Linked DNA regions of Homo sapiens: region 1 is linked to region 2. The links are chromatin loops, found by intact Hi-C in ENCODE. Cell type or tissue: ovary. All regions are shown on one strand. Links, peaks and the distances in the headings refer to the core of each region. The heading gives the core; the rest is flanking DNA. Region 1 overlaps P2RY8 (P2Y receptor family member 8). Region 2 holds the start of LINC03112 (long intergenic non-protein coding RNA 3112).

The links. Hi-C counts contacts between places; a loop is a spot of excess contacts. Peaks named below come from ENCODE experiments on the same cell type or tissue, not always from the same donor. Only the 100,000 strongest peaks of a DNase experiment are listed, where the experiment ranks them.
Region 1: a loop joins it to region 2, with 4 times the contacts of the local background. A loop is called at or near these places in 57 of 110 quality-filtered maps.

Annotation. Positions count from the first base shown.
Region 1 is chrX:1,461,597-1,464,502 of GRCh38, forward strand. P2RY8 (P2Y receptor family member 8) reads right to left here. Exons shown (of 2, transcript NM_178129.5): 2 at 985-2,906. Among named protein-coding and RNA genes, the nearest start is that of ASMTL, 10 kb to the left of the region's middle. In ovary, for the core only: no CTCF peak of the experiment used is centred there; a DNase peak (open chromatin) is centred at 1,345.
Region 2 is chrX:2,607,699-2,610,604 of GRCh38, forward strand. It overlaps LINC03112 (long intergenic non-protein coding RNA 3112), which reads right to left and starts at 1,469. Exons shown (of 2, transcript XR_001755779.3): 1 at 1,408-1,469. MIR6089 (microRNA 6089) reads left to right here and starts at 1,493; the gene lies at 1,493-1,556. It also overlaps the pseudogene CD99P1. RefSeq lists an enhancer at 840-1,364. In ovary, for the core only: no CTCF peak of the experiment used is centred there; DNase peaks (open chromatin) are centred at 813, 1,313 and 1,603; H3K4me3 peaks cover 2,077 bases; H3K27ac peaks cover 1,777 bases.

The DNA of each region.
Region 1 (2,906 bases), core at 251-2,750, 1.1 Mb before region 2:
CTCCCGGGTTCAATCGATTCTCCTGCCTCAGCCTCCCGAGTAGCTGGGATTACAGGCATGCACCACCACACCCGGCTAATTTTTGTATTTTCAGTAGAGATGGGGTTTCACCATGTTGGTCAGGCTGGTCTCGAACTCCTGACCTCAGGTGATCCACCTGCCTCGGCCTCCCAAAGTGCTGGGATTACAGGTGTGAGCCACTGTGCCTGGCCTGAAACTCCTCTCTCTCTCTCTCAATCTCTCTCTCTCTCTCTCTCTCTATCTATCTAATATATCTACTATCTGATCTATCATCTATCTATCTATCTAATCTATCTATCTGATCTATCTATCTGATCTATCTACTATCTATCTATGTAATCTATCTACTGTCAATCTATCTATCTAATCTATCTACTATCTATCTAATCTATCTACTATCTACCTATCTATCTAATCTATCTACTATCTATCTATCTAATCTATCTACTATCTATCTAATCTATCTACTATCTATCTACTATCTAATCTATCCACTCTCTATCTACCTATCTAATCTATCTACTATCTATCTATCTAATCTATCTACTATCTATCTACCTATCTATCTAATCTATCTACTATCTATCTAATCTATCTACTATCTATCTATCTAATCTATCTACTATCCATCTATCTATCTACTATCTAATCTATCTACTATCTATCTATCTATCTAATCTATCTACTATCTATCTAATCTATCTTCTATCTGTCTGTCTGTCTGTCTGTCTATCTGTCTGTCTATCTATCTATCTATCTATCCTATTAGTTCTGTCCCTCTAGAGATCTCTGAGTAATGCAATGGTGTTTTGTTTGTTTGGTTTTTTGTTTGTTTCCAGCAGGATAAATGGACCAAGACAAGGAGCCTATGAAGAGGATAAGACATTGGATCCAGCATAAAATGGGATCTGTGTTTAAAATGCAAGCCCTGCAGAAATCAGAGACAGAAACACATTTGCCCTGTGCACTTCAAAGCTCATGTTTTTTTTTAATGTTTTATTTTTATTTTTTACAGAGATGAGTTCTCACTGTGTTGCCTAGGTTGGCCCTTGAACACCCGGACTCAATCAGTCCTCCCGCCTGAGCCTCCCAAAGTGCTGAGATTACCGGCATGAGCTGCCACGCCTTGATGGAGGCTGAGACTTTTTGGAATCCCTCCCTCTCTCCATGTCCTGCCAAGAACAGAAGTAAAGTTTTCCATCTTAAAACATGTGTGTGAGTCAATAGACCTGTGTTATCTTTTCACTCAAAGCTCAACCAGTGAACAGACTGAGTCAGCTTCCAGGAAACATCCACGGCTGTAAGAGGGGGTGTCGGCTGCTCTCCATAGCCAAGTGGCTGCAAAAATCATCATACTGACAAAAAAAAAAAATCGACGCATTTTGCCTGCTTGCAACGTCTTCCTTTGCTGGGGGACGTCAGGGTTCTCGCACGTTGTCGAGGAAGGATATTGTCTCGGCTTCCTCTGACTCAAGCTCTCATTTTTGTTTACAAGGCAGTTTAGGGATCGTCCGTGCGTTACTGTGAAGATGCTACTCTGAGGTTTTTCACAGTTTTTTTTCCCCCATGAGACACACCCAAGGCCCACGCTCAGCACTTGCGACCTGTACTCCTGCAGCCTGGATGCTTCTGTATCAGCTTTGCTTTCTAGGGTTCAGCTTTGGAACAGTCTAGAGAAGCAGGAGGTTAATTTTCCTCCTTCTGTGGAAGTTCTGGGTCTCTTACGCATCCTCCAGTTCCCCCTGGAGGCTCTAGGGGAGGATCCTTCCTGCCTCTCCCAGCTCCTGGGGGCTCCAGGTGTCCCTGGGCTTGTGGCCGCATCACTCCAGTCTGCCTCTGTCTCCACGTGTCCTCCTGCTCTGTGTCTGTGTCTCCTCTTCTGTCTCTTGGAAGGACACCTGTCATGGCATTTAGGGTGCTTAATAATCCAGCACAATCTCATCTTCATATCCTTAAGTAATTACACATGCAAAGTTCCTTATTACCGAATAAAATCTATAATAATTTCAGGTTCTGGGCTTTAAAACAAGACATGTCTTTCTGGGGCAACTGTTTAGTGCACTCTGCAATTGTATCCAGTTCCCTCCAGAGACTCTAGGGGAGGGTCCTTCCTGCCTCTCCCAGCTCCTGGGGACTCCAGGCATCCCTGGGCTTGGGGCAGCATCACTTCAGTCTCTGCCTCTGTCTTTATGTGGCCTCCTGCTTTGTGTCTGTGTCTCCTCTTCCGTCTCTCATAGGGACACTGGATTGGGCCCATTGTAAATGCAGTATGGCCTCGCCTTACTTAATTACATTTGGAAAGACCCGATTTTCAAACATGGTCCCATCCTGATGTTCCAGGTGGACACGGGTTTGGGAATGATAATTCATTACTAAACCATCTCTGTTTTCCTGCCATAGTGATGACGGCAGGAGAGAGGCACCAATAGAGGGCCTCCGAACAGCAGCTTCAGCCTCCATCAGCGTCCCCAGTGCACAGAAAGGGAGGGGCCGGGCATCCAAGGCCACCCACTGCGGAGACGCAGAGCCCGTGGGCAGACAGGCAGCTCTCCCACTCCCACCTCCAGAATGGTCTTTCTCGCCCAAGAGAGCCTGGGATCCAATTCCACGTGATGTCCCAGCACCCCTGGAGAGTCAGAGCTCTTCTTTGCGCTAAACCAGCTCAGGTGTTGGGGCTGGTGCAGGCACATGCCGTGTAGAAGAAGACAGACAAAGACCCAGCCTGCTCACCACCCACACAGCAGGGAGGGGGCTCAGCGGCTGACACCCCTGTAGGTTCCTGGGGTCCACACCTGCATCTGCTGCTTGGTCTCCAAACGGTCTCATGGGTCAGGCCAGTTGCCTGCTTCCTGGACTCCAGATGGACTTGCCATGGCTGAGGCTCT
Region 2 (2,906 bases), core at 267-2,766:
TCCTTTGTCCTGTAAAAGAAGTTGGGAATGTGAGTCGGGCTGGCACAGCCGTCCTGCTGTATCATCAGCCACCCTGATACCTTTGCTCAACGTGTTCTGCCATGCTTAGAATACAACTTCTGGCCGGGTGCGGTGGCTCATGCCTGTAATCCCAGCACTTTGGGAGGCCGAGGTGGGCGGATCATGAGGTCAGGAGTTCGAGACCAGCCTGGCCAACAAGGTGAAACCCTGTCTTTACTAAAAATACAAAAAGTAGCCTGGCATGGTGGTGCATGCCTGTAATCCCAGGTACTGGGGAGGCTGAGGCAGGAGAATCACTTGAACCCGGGAGGCGGAGGTTGCAGTGAGCCAAGATTGTGCCACTGCACTCCAGCCTGGGCCACAGAGCAAGACTCCATCTCAAAACAAACAAATAAACAAACAAACAACACACAGACAACTTCTATCCTGTAGGAGACTTCCTGCTTCGAACTGGCTGCTGGGACTCCAGCCATCACGTCATTATCCCAGGCAGGTTCAGGATGAAGCAAAGACCAAAAAAAAAAAAAAAAGAAAGAAAAAAGAAAAATGATTCTGCCTCCAGGAGTGGAGTGCATAGTTAGACTGCTGCATTCCTCAAACCCCTGAGGTGGGCCCCAGGGTGCGGGGCCAGCCCCTCTGGCCTTGCCTGTGTCTGATCCAGGGGCACAGGTGGCCTGGGGAGAGACGGAGTCACCCGCAGGCCTGAGACAGCACAAGACCAGTGTTACCGAAGGGCCCCTGACGCAGCCTGCTGGGGTGAGTCGCCAAGGACCAGGACTCAGCCAGGCGACCCAGATAGGGGTCTTACCCCCAACCCCAAACCACGACCACAAGTCCTCACTCCCAACCCTGTCTCTGAGCTTGCGGCAGAACGTCCTTGGTCCCGCGCAGAGCGGGTATCCGCAGTGTGTCTCAAAGCCCCCCACCCCCGCCATCTTTCACCACTGAGCGCCCCCAGCTCGGACGCTCCAGAAAGGACCAGGGGCCGTGGCTGCCTGTCAAGGCCTACGCCTTTCTAAGCAGGGAGGGGATTGCACTTTGCACCCCTTGGGGATCGCCCTGAGCGCCCCGTGAGCAGCTGGAAGGGGGCCCCATAGTTTTCCGAGCAGAGGAGCAGGAAGAGTTTCATTTCCTCCCCGTTGGGGCTGCCTGGGGGGGGTGCCTGTTAGGAACAGAGAGGGGACAGCAAGGGCGGGCGCGGAGAGGCCCACACCTCTCCAAGAAGGGCAGCGGTTTCTCTTGGCTCCAGGTAGGGGCCGCCCTGGGGCGTGCATTTAAGGGGCTGTAGAGAGGGAGGGACCCGCACTTTCCCGAGAATGTTGGGGGTTTCACTTTGCTCTAGTTGGCGGCATCCTGGCGACGGGCTTGTGGGCGGGGGGCACTCACAGTTTCCTGAGAAGGGAAGGAGGGCGTCCCGTGGTCCCCTCGGCGCGGCCCGAGCCACCTCCGCCCGCCCCCTCCTCTGTCCCCTCCCCGGGCCCGGCGTTCCCTCCCCTTCCGTGCGCCAGTGGAGGCCGGGGTGGGGCGGGGCGGGGCAGGCGCAGCCTGGGCTGAGTTTGCAGGGCTGCTCCCCTCACCCAACCCCTTCGAGTCCTCCGCGGGCTCCGCCCCACCCGGCCCGTGGGGGAGGTTCCGTCCCGCCGCCTTCGCCCGCGCGCTGCACTCGCGGACGATCTCTGCTCGCCTTGGGCGCGCCGTGGCGCGCGGGGCCGTGCTGGCGCTGCGGCTCCTCGGCCTGCTCCGCCGTCTGGTGGCCGCCCCGGTGAGCGAGCGGCGGGATCCGGGTGGGAGGACGCGGGGGGTGGCGCGGGCTGGGCCTGGGGATCCGCCTGGGGATGTGGGGTGCAGGGGCGGGGCGCCCCGCGGGGACACCCGGCCCCTCTTCCGTGCCCGGCGGGACGCGCTGTGCCCACGGGGACCCAGGTCCGGAGGAGGCGCCCACTTTCTCCCCAGCGCTCTTCCTGGGGCCAGGTGGGAGCCGTTTCAGAGGAAAAAGCCAGCGTTTCTTTCGTAAACCAAAAAGTATCTGGGACAAGTCCCAATCCTTTTGAGTTGATTCGGCGAAGATCAGGAAGGAGCCCGGGAGACGGGTCTATGCCTTTCTCCAAAGATACTATTGAGAGCTTCGGTATTTAAAGGGGGAAAGCACGCTGGAGGGGAAAGAAGGAGGAAGGCTCATTTTACCGAATTCACCTGTTGCAAAAGAAAAGCAGCAGGTAGAATAGTCAATTATGTATTTGTCTTGCGCTCACTAAATTGGCACTTTACTAAGATAAGGTCAACAGAGAGTTATTGCACTGTCTGCTTGGGAACAGAAGGAAAGACAGCTTCCTGCCTGACTCAGCTTCCAGCTTTATTATTATTATTATTAATTATTTTGGCAGAGTGAACTGGGGTTCCAAGTTTTAATTTTCCTTCTACAGTTTGCAGAATCGCAAACTCTTAAATTTAGGGGAACCTGGGGAAGAGGTGGCATCCGATTCCCCCCCAACCCTGGTGACGTTCTTATGGATCTTATGGATACTGCAGTCTCTCTTCTCTTTCTGTCTCTCCTCTCTTCTCTTTCCTTTCTCTCTCTCCTCTTCTCTCCCTCTTCCTCTCTCTCTCCTCTCCTCTCTCTCTCTTCTCTCCTGTTCCCTCTCTCTCTTCTCTCTCTTCTTTCTCTCGCTTTTCTCTCTCCTCACTCTCCTCTCTCCCTCTCTCTCCCCTCTTTCCTCTTTCTCTCGCCTCTCTCTCACCTCTCTCCTCTCTCCCCTTTTCTCTCTCTCCCCCTCTTCTCTCTCTCCCCCTCTTCTTTCTCTCCTTTTCTCTCTCGTCTCTCTCTCCTCTCCTCTCTCCTCTCTCTCTCCTCTCCTCTCTCTCCTCTTTTCTCTCTCCCATCTCTC